Linked DNA regions of Homo sapiens: all the other regions are linked to region 1. Evidence: chromatin contacts called from ENCODE Hi-C or POLR2A ChIA-PET data. All regions are on one chromosome and are shown on one strand. Each heading gives the region's core, a stretch centred on a gene start or an enhancer-like site at or near the end of the contact. The rest is flanking DNA. Distances are from core to core; before and after follow the strand shown.

What was found. A loop is a pair of places that touch in the nucleus more often than their neighbours do. ChIA-PET counts read pairs that join two places held with the same protein, here RNA polymerase II (POLR2A). Pooled maps may share reads with other maps.
Region 2: a pooled map shows a loop between it and region 1 (2.0-fold over the local background). The contact joins two enhancer-like sites. A Hi-C loop is called at or near these places in 3 of 50 pooled maps. POLR2A ChIA-PET finds 5 or more read pairs at or near these places in 2 of 52 experiments (K562 and activated B cell).
Region 3: a loop to region 1 is called in a map of endothelial cell of umbilical vein, with 3 times the contacts of the local background. The contact joins the promoter of APRT here to the enhancer-like site in region 1. A Hi-C loop is called at or near these places in 8 of 168 maps with a recorded cell type or tissue (B cell, endothelial cell of umbilical vein, heart left ventricle and 3 more), 8 of 37 single-sample maps with no recorded cell type and 15 of 50 pooled maps. POLR2A ChIA-PET finds 5 or more read pairs at or near these places in 2 of 52 experiments (BJ and OCI-LY7).
Region 4: a loop to region 1 is called in a map of endothelial cell of umbilical vein, with 8 times the contacts of the local background. The contact joins the promoter of TRAPPC2L here to the enhancer-like site in region 1. A Hi-C loop is called at or near these places in 8 of 168 maps with a recorded cell type or tissue (B cell, GM12878, IMR-90 and 5 more), 7 of 37 single-sample maps with no recorded cell type and 17 of 50 pooled maps. POLR2A ChIA-PET finds 5 or more read pairs at or near these places in 5 of 52 experiments (Caco-2, HepG2, RWPE1 and 2 more).

The regions. Positions count from the first base shown.
Region 1 is chr16:88,920,346-88,923,072 of GRCh38, reverse strand. All of the region lies in intron 1 of CBFA2T3 (CBFA2/RUNX1 partner transcriptional co-repressor 3), which reads left to right. Among named protein-coding and RNA genes, the nearest start is that of PABPN1L, 55 kb to the right of the region's middle. RefSeq lists enhancers at 1-88, 1,294-1,373. Within about 2 kb of position 1,397, at least 21 of the 41 ENCODE cell types and tissues checked have a DNase peak (open chromatin) inside an H3K27ac peak, as active enhancers do; they include B cell, endothelial cell of umbilical vein, heart left ventricle and 2 more, where a contact is called at or near this core.
Region 2 is chr16:89,024,841-89,027,567 of GRCh38, reverse strand. No RefSeq gene overlaps it. Among named protein-coding and RNA genes, the nearest start is that of CBFA2T3, 49 kb to the right of the region's middle. RefSeq lists a silencer at 1,224-1,303. Within about 2 kb of position 1,352, at least 2 of the 41 ENCODE cell types and tissues checked have a DNase peak (open chromatin) inside an H3K27ac peak, as active enhancers do.
Region 3 is chr16:88,810,678-88,813,404 of GRCh38, reverse strand. It overlaps APRT (adenine phosphoribosyltransferase), which reads left to right and starts at 1,477. Exons shown (of 5, transcript NM_000485.3): 1 at 1,477-1,585; 2 at 1,749-1,855. The coding sequence starts at 1,506. RefSeq lists enhancers at 1-417, 418-1,102, 2,608-2,727 and silencers at 815-1,074, 1,325-1,724.
Region 4 is chr16:88,855,728-88,858,454 of GRCh38, reverse strand. It overlaps TRAPPC2L (trafficking protein particle complex subunit 2L), which reads right to left and starts at 1,328. Exons shown (of 5, transcript NM_001318525.2): 1 at 1,272-1,328. The coding sequence starts at 1,304. It overlaps GALNS (galactosamine (N-acetyl)-6-sulfatase), which reads left to right and starts at 1,508. Exons shown (of 14, transcript NM_000512.5): 1 at 1,508-1,697. The coding sequence starts at 1,578. It overlaps LOC107983950 (a long non-coding RNA gene), which reads left to right and starts at 1,875. Exons shown (of 2, transcript XR_933884.3): 1 at 1,875-2,004; 2 at 2,154-2,727. RefSeq lists a silencer at 1,376-1,775.

The DNA.
Region 1 (2,727 bases), core at 148-2,647:
ACCTGGTGGGAGCAGGCAGCTGGGGTGCGCTAGGTGAGGGCGCTGGGGGCCTGTAAAGAGCCGTGTAGAGCTGGTCGGGTCCCAGCTCTGTCCGTCCGCTGTGCACCTTGAGCAGTTCCTTCCTCTCTGGGCCTTTGCTGCCCCATCTGTACGGTGGGAAGAGTGAGAGGTTTATGTTTTCATCGTGATTATATAACAGAACAGCCTCCTGGGTGGGGGTGCTGCCGAGGTTAAATGAGTTAGTATTTTGTTGGCCATGTGAAACCACGCAGGGGCAAAGCCTGTGCCACGGGAACAGTGGTGTCACCGTCTCCGAGGTCGGGATGGGATTCCAGGAAGGGGCCGTCCACCACCCTCCGACGGCTGCAAGCTGGGACCCGGCCTGTAGGCGGGATTTGCCCAGGAACAGGCGTGGGTTGGCTGCTGTCCCGGGCATTGGTGCATTCTTGACCCCGCCCTCGGGAAGGCCTCAAGCATAGCCCTGGCGTGGGATAGGAGAGGCAGACTGCTTGCAGAATGTCTGCCCCGGGCATCAGCATGGCCAGGCCCTGGGACTCAGGTCCTGCCTCCTCTGTGCTGCAAAGGGCAGACAGGATCTAATGCTCCAGGCCCATACAGCCCCTTCCCACTGCGCCCACGCTGGTGCCCGGGGCAGACATGGTGAGTGCACCGAAGCCCTCGGCCCCCTCAATCCTGCTAAGGCAGCAGCAGTCTTCCCGGGGAGGATCCTAGGCCCTGCTGCTGGACAGGACTTTTACTCTGGCTAGACCGGCTCTGAGAGCCCAGCCAGGTCTGGCCATCTCCGCATCCTTAGACTGCAGAAACCTAGGGTGAGAACAGTTTCTGTGGGGGCTGTTTTCCAGGGAGGCATGGGGTACCCTCTTGGGTGAAGACCCTCAGATGCCCTTAGACCGGAAGTACCCCCACCCAAAGTGTGGCGCAGGCCAGCCTCAGCCATTGAACCCAGCTCCCGGGATGTCCTGGCCACGACACGTTTGGTGGCATCGACACCAGCCCTGAAATCAGAGCCCTGGGCTCACGGCTCACCCTGGCCTGTCCCAGTGATTTAACCCTGGACAGGCAGTTGCTTGTGTGGGCCTCAGCTTTGACACGTGTGAACTGGGAGTCAAAATGCGCCGCGCAGAGAGGTCTGGGTGAGACGGGGTGAGGCGTCCCCATTCCCCAGGTAGACATTTAATGAAGCAAGCGAACGAGAAACTGTGTCATTACCACGAAGGCTATGGCGCATATGGGGGGCGTCCCAGGTGCCGCCGAGGAAGCAACTTCAAATGAGGGAGCTGCAGCCGCAAGTCCCCCGGCACCGCGGATGTACGGCTCAGGAAATGGCAGCTGACAGGATCCTAATTCCCAGGGGTCCTGTTTAGGGTGACTCTTATCCTCCTACCACCCCAGCCTTAAGGCAGAACTTCCTGGACAAAATCCAGGCCTCCCCCCAACCGCCCCCCCTCCCTCCCCCAGCAAAATGTGGCCCAAGAAGTGAGCAGGGGGCTGCAGACAGAGAGGGAGGGCAGGAGAGGGGCAGGGGCTGGACCCCACCCAGGGAGATCCCGGGAAGAGGGGCCCACTCGCCGCCCTGGATCGGGAAATCCCGGCTGGCCACGTGCCACCACCTCCCTGCCACCCCATCCGTCACCAGCCAGACACATTTCCGATCCTGCCAAGCTGGGGTGGGGCGGCGTGGCACGGAGGATCGGCTCGGCTTCCCTGCTCCCCCCGCCCATCCTTTCTGCTGCCTGCGTGTAATTAACAGAGTAATTAAAAACAGGATGAGTTAATTGGTATTCATTTATGTGGCAGATGTTTTTAATTGAGGCAGGAAACAATTTACCTGTTTACATCAACAATGGCAGAGGCAGGCTTGTAAAACACATTTTTAAAAATATTTTCCTCCCCTTTCCTAGAAAGAATTGAAATCACTTGGTCTCCCTTGCCCCAGGCCTCCGCCCTGTGAGAGCCGGGCAGGCCTTGCCTGGGGGAAGGCCCAGGGTGGGGGCGGAGCAGGGAGGTTCCGCCAAGAGGAAACATCTGTTTAAAAGGTTTGCCTCCAGAGCAGCCTGTTTTCTTTAAACTCAGAGAAAGGATGTGTTGTTCCAGGTTGTGGAGACACCCGTCCCGCTGCTCTCCAAGATGCCTCCCCAGTGAGTTTGGCCCTGCTGTTTAATGTAGCCCCCTGGCGAGGGGCTTGGCCTCCAGGAGGGCGGGAGGCAGCCTCAGGTGGGCCTGGCTGGAGGAAGACCACCCAGCTGGGGCTGGCAAGCAGGCAGGGCAGGGAGGGGCTGGGGACCCAGTCCTCCTGGCAGAATCCAGGAGCAGGCAGGTGTGGCTGCCCCACGGGGAGGCAGAGGCCGCCCTTGTCCACCTGCACTTTTGGTGCCTTTGGCATTGCGTGGTGGGGCCTCCTGCCACTCCGTCACCATGCACCACCTGTGGCCGTTGGAGTTTGAATTAATTAAGATGAAATATTCCTGGCCAGGGGTGGTGGCTTCCGCCTGTAATCCCAGCACTTTGAGAAGCCGAGGTGGGCGGATCACTTGAGGTCAGGAGTTCGAGACCAGCCTGGCCAACATGGTGAAACCCAGTCTCTATTTAAAAAAAAAAAAAAAAAAAATTGGCCGGGTATGGTGGTGGGCACCTGTAACCTCAGCTACTCGGGAGGCTGAGGCACAAGAATCACTTGAACCTGAGAGGCAGAGGTTGCAGTGAGGC
Region 2 (2,727 bases), core at 103-2,602, 100 kb before region 1:
GCAAAAGACAAAAACAACATATCAACCAACATGACTTAGTTGACATTGATAGGACACTCCCACCCACCCAGAACAGAACACAAACTTTTTTTTCAAATGCACATAGATCATTCACCATAAAACATGTCAACAAATGAAAAGATTGAAATCATATAAGATATGTTCTCTCACTATAAAGTTAGAAATTAATTACATTAAGATATCTGTAAAATGTCCTTAAATATTTGGAAATTAAACAATAAACTTCTAAATAACATATGGGTAAAACAAGAAATCACAAAGGAAATTAGAAAATATTTTGGACTAATAAAAATGAAAACATGACATATCAAAATTTGGTGCTCTAACCAAAGCAGTGCTTAAAGTTGAATTTATAGCTTTAAATGCTTGTGTTAGCAGACTAAAGGTTGAAAACAAATGATCTAAACTTCCACTTTGAAAATCTAGAAAAAGAACAAATTAAGCTCAAAAAGGATGTATTAAACAGCAAAAATCAACGAAATAGAAAATGAACAAACCATAGAGAAAAGTCAAGAAATTCACAAGTTAGGTCATTGAAAATATTGATAAAATTGATAAACTCCTAGATTACTAGAGAGACAGAATATAAATGACCAGTAACAGGAATGAAAGATAACACATTGCCACAGACCCTGTAGGTATTAAAAGGAGAATTAGGGAATATTCTGAACAACTTTATGCCAATAAACTTGACAGTAGAGGGAATGGACAAATTTCTAGGGCGTTCAATACTCCTCTCTCAGCAACAGAATGTGTAGACAGAAAATCAGCAAGGATGCAAAAGACAAACACAACATATCAACCAACATGACCTAGTTGGCATTAATAGGATGCTCCCACCCACCCAGAACACATACTTTTTTTTTCAAATGTACTTAGATCATTCACTATAAAACATGTCAATAAATTCAAAAGATTTAAATCATTTAAGGTTTAAATCTTCTGAGATTTAAAAGACACAAATTACCAGAACTGACACAAGAAGAAATAGAAACTCTGAAAGGACATCTGATTTTTAAAAAAAATGGCAATCATAATTGAAAACCTCCCCCACTGAAAGAATAGGTTGTTTGGTTCTGGGAAGGATGAGTCATCAGCTTTTACTGAAGAACAGTCTGGAAAGATTGAATGCAATTGGGGCAATGGTGAGAACAGTCACTGTCATGAACCATTTCTACAGCATCTACCACAGCCACGACACCTGGTGATTTACTGACCATTTCTTACAACCCTGAGTCATAGACGAGGTAAGTGGCTGAGTGTTTCAGTGCCTTGCCAAAGTCACACAGGAAGTGGCAGAACTGTCTTCACACCTCACGTCAGGGAAGGTACTCAGAGCCTGGCTCCCTCATCTCCTTTTCTCTCTCACGCATGAGTGTTTGGTGCAAAAGACAAAGGCTCGTATGAGAAGAGAGGAAACTGTGGAACCCACTGAAATCTTTCAACACTGCCCTTGGTGGGATTCCCTCCTGTTGTCTAGACTCTTCTGCAACATGAGCTCCTCGAGATAAGGAACTGCATTTTAAATAATACTAAAATAAATACAAAACCAAAAATAGGCATATACATGGATATGATAACCATAGACTTTGTTCTCCAAACCAAAAACCCTTTGCTGGCTGAGAGAGTGCGGTGTTGGTAGTAACCTCAGGCAGGGACCTGAGAACCAAGGATAAGCAGCCCACCTAGGGCAGCGGTGGATGGCAACCCCACCCTCCAGGAGCTTAACGTAATACCCCTCTTATTCACAGCCCCCCAGAGTTGCCTGACTGCACTTCACAAGCATCCATTCCCTTGGGCCTCTCATCCTCCCAGGGAAGCAGGTGGGCACTATTGTGATTATTATTTTATTTATTTATTGGTCACAGTGCAGTGGTCCGATCTTGGCTCACTGCAACCTCTGCCTCCCAGGTTCAAGCAATTCTCCAGCCTCAGCCTCCCGAGTAGATGGGACTACAGGCATGCACCACCACACCCAGCTAATTTTTATATTTTTAGTAGAGAAGGGGTTTCACCATGTTGGCCAGGCTGGTCTGGAACTCCTGACCGCAGGTGATCTGCCTGCCTCAGCCTCCCAAAGTGCTGGGATGACAGACGTGAGCCACCGCGCCCAGCCTGGACATTATTATTATTCCCATTTCACCAGAGACGAAAACAAGACCAAACAGGTTGTTGATTTTCTTGAGATCAGAGAGCAGGGACCCATTCCAGGTTCCTCATGGCACAGTGCACTCTTTCTGTGAAAGCTTTTACCTCTCCTGTGATTTTCGGAAAAATTGGAAAAGCCAAACACAAAATGAAAGCTCACAACACCTTTTTGTTTCCCTTTTTGCTTCAGGTGCCAGGAAGTCCAGAACAAAACCTTAGGATGGTTTGGAGCACGATGATCCCTGCAACCTCTGTGATAACCTGCTAGTTCCATTCCCACTGTTCTGGTTTTTGTGTGTGTGTGTGTGCCTCTGCGATAACCTGCTAGCTCCATTTCCACTGTTCTGTTTTTCTCGTGCCTCTGCGATCACCTGCTAGTTCTATTTACACTATTCTGTTTTTCTTGTGCCTCTGCGATAAACTGCTAGTTCTGTTTCCAATGTTCTGTTTTTTTCTTGCATTTCCCAAACCCCTTTTGGAAGCAGATGGGTACAAGCTATAAATAACTTATTTAAAGGAATCAATCTGTGTGCACAGGTGGGCCTCGGCATCTGCTAA
Region 3 (2,727 bases), core at 228-2,727, 110 kb after region 1:
CGGAGGCCTCCTGGGCTGGACGTGGACGGCTGAAGTGTAGCTCACACACTTGGACCGGTGGGGCCGGCTCATGTGGCAGCTTCCCCGGGGACGTGAGGATGTCAGGGTCCTCCATTTCCACCTTCCCTAGGGGTCTGGAGCCCAGGCCCCAGGCCTTGCCAGCCCTGACCACCGCACACTGCGAGGCAGCCGCCCCTACCACGCCCCTTGGCATCAGACGATGGGTCCCCCACCCGCCCTGGAACCGGGGCCCCAGCAGCCGCATGCAGCCTCCGGCCTCCCCCTCCGAAGGCTCCTGGGGGCTGCCTTCCACTGAGTGGGTTTTCCCTTCTGCAGTAACTGCCAGGCCAAAGCTGAATTGTAAAAGTTGCGAAATGATGGGCCGGGCGCGGTGGCTCACGCCTGTAATCCCGGCACTTTGGGAGGCCGAAGCGGGCAGATCACGGGGTCAGGAGATCGAGACCATCCTGGCTAACACAGTGAAACTGCGTCTCTACTAAAAATACAAAAAATTAGCAGGGCGTGGTGGCGGGCTCCTGTAGTCCCAGCTACTCGGGAGGCTGAGGCGGGAGAATGGCCGGAACCCAGGAGGTGGAGCTTGCAGTGAGCCCAGATGGCGCCACTGTGCTCCATCCTGGGCGACAGAGCGAGAGTCCTTCTCAAAAAAAAGTTGCGAAATGAAGAAAAGTCTTGGAATAGAGCACAAGGCATTTTAGCTCTGGGGATTTTCTTGAAAGGAAATTGTGTTTGGGGGGAGTTATGCCTCACACAACCCCCTGGGTACCAGTCCTCGGGCGGCCAGGGGGTTCACAGCTCCCCACCCCAAGGCTAAGGGGTCACCTGGCCTCTGCAGGCGGACAGAAGGGCTTCTGCCCTCGCGGATGCGCGCCCTGGCCTGGCCACACCTTCCGGCCTCCCTCCCCCGGGTCCGGGCGGGGAAGAGCCGCCTCAACGGCAGGGCCCATCCGCGAGAGGCCAGCGCCCCCGGCCGGTCCAGCCCAGGCCCGCCGCCTCCGCCCTGGGCTGCTCCCTCCGGGCCCTGCACCGCCCTCCTGCTACTTGGACCGCTTCCTCACGCCCTTCTCCACCCCGCGCGCCAGCCTCCCGCGCGCAGCGTGGGGATCTCGGCCAATAAAGGAGAAAGGGCGCGGCCCGTACGCGCGCCAGGTGCGTGGGCGAGACCAGCTCACGCCCCTCCTCCAGCCGCCAAGGCCCCGGCCCACAGCTGCCTGGCTGCAGTCAGAAGCGTAGCCCGAGACAAGGAAGGGCGCCTTGACTCGCACTTTTGTCCGGTTCGAACGTTCTGCTCAGTGGTGCGTGGAATGCGAGCGCGTCTTAAAATCGATGGCGCCTAGGAGTCCATGAAATACGGTACAGGCTTCCGGCGACGGATGCCCCGCCCCTCACCCACGCTCCGCCCTCCGGGGATGCCCCACCCCTCGTGGCGGTCCCGCCCGTCCCCGCGCAGGCGCGCTCGGGCTGCCGCTGGCTCTTCGCACGCGGCCATGGCCGACTCCGAGCTGCAGCTGGTTGAGCAGCGGATCCGCAGCTTCCCCGACTTCCCCACCCCAGGCGTGGTATTCAGGTGCACGCACAGGCCGCCCTCGTGGCGCCCCGACCTGCGGGCCTACGGATGGGAGCGCGTGGCCCGCGACCTCCGGGCGGGCGGGGCGGGAACCCTCGTCTTTCGCCCCCGGGGCCCTGCCCTCCTTCGGCCCCGGCGTCACCAGGCCTGTCCTTGGGTCCAGGGACATCTCGCCCGTCCTGAAGGACCCCGCCTCCTTCCGCGCCGCCATCGGCCTCCTGGCGCGACACCTGAAGGCGACCCACGGGGGCCGCATCGACTACATCGCAGGCGAGTGCCCAGTGGCCGCATCTAGGGCGCTTCCGCCTCTGCGCGCGCCGAGGGCAGCACGTGGGCTCTGCGCGTCTGCTTGGGGGAGGGCCTTTGGGGTGCTTCAGGGGGCGCCGGGACGGGCGCCGTGCTTGGGTCGCCCGGGAAGGGTTGTGAGATTGAGCCCCCGAGGCCGCCGCGCTGTGCAGGCGTCCTTCCCGCAGGTTCCGGGTCCCCAGCCCAGGACAGGCGTGACCGAGTTGCCGGGTCAGTTGGTCTCCCTGGAGTGCCCAAGCTGAATCCACAGGGCCCAGCTGCCTTGCTTCTTGTTCCTTCTGCGAGCTGGTATTGAGCGCCTGCCACGAGCCAGGCCTTCCCTGGTGAAGATCACGGAATGCCCACCCAGGGAAGGGAGGCCTGGAGGCCTCCGGGAGAGCCCAAGAGGTGGCCCAGGGAGAACAGAGTGTTCCTGGCCGTCTTGCCTCTCCTAGGGTGTGACAGCCCACTCCCTGGACACTGCCCTGAGGAAAGCGCCAGCTCTTGCTGGAGCCACAACACTGCCAGAGCTCCCTTCTCACCTCCTGCAGGAAGCCCTCCCTGACCTCCTGCCAGGCCGGGGCAGGGTTTCCCTGAGCGTCCCCCAACCATCACAGCTCAGGCCACCTCGAGAGACTCCCTTTTTAGACAGAAGCCCTGGTGCAGAGCTGCCTTTGAGAGTAAGCTGAGGCCTGTCAGGTTTCTACCAGCCCAGTTACAGATGGGCTGCTCAGCTCAGAGAGAGGGGTGGTGACTCCCCTAGGAACACACAGCTAAGAAGTGGTCCCTTAAAAGACAGACCCAGGTCTGCACTCTGACCTGGAAGCAGCTCCGGGTAGGTGATGGGTAACATTCCT
Region 4 (2,727 bases), core at 79-2,578, 65 kb after region 1:
GGGATCCCAGCTAACCTAAGGAGATTTATGTGTTGTTTGCAAAGCAGCAGCAGTAGGGTGGGCGGAAAAGAAAAAATGAATCAGAAAAATGGGCCTGAGCACAGCCTGCCGATCAAGCCTGGCACCTGGGCACGCCTCTCACCTTCTCCTGGAGGCCACTCTGCCTCAGCCCACCTCTAACTCTGCATGGCTCACCCAAATACAGCACCCTCAATACTGGCTTTTCTTCACCTTGACAGTGACCCTTTTACTAAACCCTTCAAGACTCAGCTCAAATTCCCTTCATCTCTGCATTTCTGACCATTGGAAGCCCAGAATTAACAGCTTCTTTCTCGGTCTTTCACACACCACCATTTACCCTGTGTGTGTTCAGCACTGGGTCCTGCACAAATACAGTGAACAAGAGTCCTCGCTACCCTCGTGGGGAGTGATACCTAGTCAATAAACCCACAAACAAGCAAATGATCATCTTGGCCAAGAGGGAAGCCCATGAGCAGCTTAGCAGCAGCCACCGCCCAGCAGGGAGCGGTCTCGAGTCTGGTCTCGGGAGACCCTGGCTAGGAAATGAAGGCTCCGTGCAGCAGGAGCGTGTGGGCAGCCACCCAGCTCAGTCTTAGCCTTCAGAAAATGCTTTCCAGTTGAAATGTATGTGGGCCAGTAAAGAGGATGGGAGCTGGGGAGAGGTGTTCCGCGTGCAAAGGCCCACAGGTGAGAGGGCAGAGCATGTCCAGGGAGCTGCAGAATTGTTTGGTTGGAGCGGAGAGTGCCAAGGGTTATGGGGGGAAAGGATCCCAGAGCAGGTTATTCAGACAGCATCCTAAGGCAACGAGAAGCCACTGCAGAGGTCTCAGGCAGAGGCGTGACAGGATCCGATTTGTTTTTAACTCGGCTCCGGGGAGACTGGCAGGAGGGCCGGGGCCGCCGTCCGCGGGGAACCAGCGCTGGACGGGAGAACGGGCAGAACCTGCTGAGGACGGAGGACGGAGGTAGTGCCCGGGACCACCTAGGTTTCTGGTGGGTCCTGGCGGGGAGGAGACCTGCTGCGCCGAGGGGTGCGTTCAGCAGCGGGACGGGCGAGCGCGGAACTGGGGTCTCAGTCAGGGTCTGCCTGGCGGCTCGTCCACCGCGAAGCCCCTGACCGCTGGAGCTCGGCGAAGGCCTCCTCCAGGTCCCATTTCCTAAGGTGCCTTCTAAGCCCAGGGAAGAAGTAGAAAGAAAGCGGAGAGCCGAGGATGGTGCGAGCCCGGACGCCCCACGCCGCGCGTACGCACCTCCTTGGCAATCACCGCGATGCACACCGCCATCTTGGGAGGCTCGGCGCCAGGCACCGCGTCACGTGACCCGCCGCTGGTCACGCGGCCTCCAAAGCCCCGCCCCATCCGCACACAGCTGGCTCAGGCCCCGCCCCACTGGTCACGAGGCAGTCCAGGCCCCGCCTCCCGTCCCTCCGCGGACTCTGGCCCCGCCCCGCGAGTCACGTGGCCGTCCAGGCCCCGCCCCGCAGCCCAGCCGGAAGGGCCGGCGGACGCTCGCTAGGTCGGCTCGCTGGCCGGGGCTCCGCGGCTCCCGTGGTTGCCATGGCGGCGGTTGTCGCGGCGACGAGGTGGTGGCAGCTGTTGCTGGTGCTCAGCGCCGCGGGGATGGGGGCCTCGGGCGCCCCGCAGCCCCCCAACATCCTGCTCCTGCTCATGGACGACGTGAGTGCGGGCGGTGGGACGGGGCAGGGCCGGGGTGGGGCGGGGAGGGGAGGGGCGGATGGAGGGAGGAGCGAGGTGGGGGAAGGGCGGGCGGGGTGGGGGGAGAGGTGAGGGGAGGCCCCTTGGGGAAGGGGGGAGGCCCCGCGCGGGGAGGAGGAGGGGGAGGGGACGGGGGGTATCCCCGTGCGGGGAGGGGGAGGCCCCTCGGGGAGTGGCCGCGGGGTCCAGGCGTGGGGTCTCGGCGGTCACCGATCACCACACGCGCTGCCACTGTGCTGCATGACCGGGACAGCGTCCTCCCTGGCAGGTGGGTGGCCGGCGTGCTACCGGGCCCTGCCTCCCCCGTCTGACCTTTCCCGCCCTCTACTCTTGGGAAAGGTGGGCGCGCAGCGTGGCCTCCCCAAAGGGAGGAAGAGGCTGCTCCTGCCGCCCTGCCTGAGAGCTGCGTCGCCCTAGGAATCACTCCCGCCACCTCGGGCCGCCGGGTCCCCCCGCTGGGCTCCAGTCTTACCTGACGGCTGTCTCTGTCCTCTGGAGAATGCTGAGCGAAGGTCAGGTGTCCCTAAGGTCTGAAGAACTGAAAGGCTGGAATGTCTCCTGGTGGGCAAGTGCGGGGTCAGGGGTCACAGCCAGCCTGGAGGCCTCCTTCCCTAACTCCTTGTGGGAGCCACCTGGAGACTCAGGAATGAGCCTGCCTGGGGCATGGGTCACCGTGCAGGACCCCAGACACACCTGGGTTGAAACCCTACTGTCTCCAAGCTTGGGGGTCACTTCCATTCTTGAACCTCAGCTGCCACACCTGGGGGGTTACACCTGTCCCGCCGTGCTCACGTTGTGTGTGAGGACTGGGACGACACCGAGTACCAGACAGTTTTGGGCCGTCGGTGTCGCTCAGCCCCTGTGTGCTGGCTCCGACCAGCAGAGACCCTGACAGGTGCCTTCAGACCCACCTGTGCTGACCAGTGGGGGCCACGGGCCACACCCAAGGGCTGGGCAGTCGTGGCTGTCGGAATTGGAAGGTGCTGGTAGT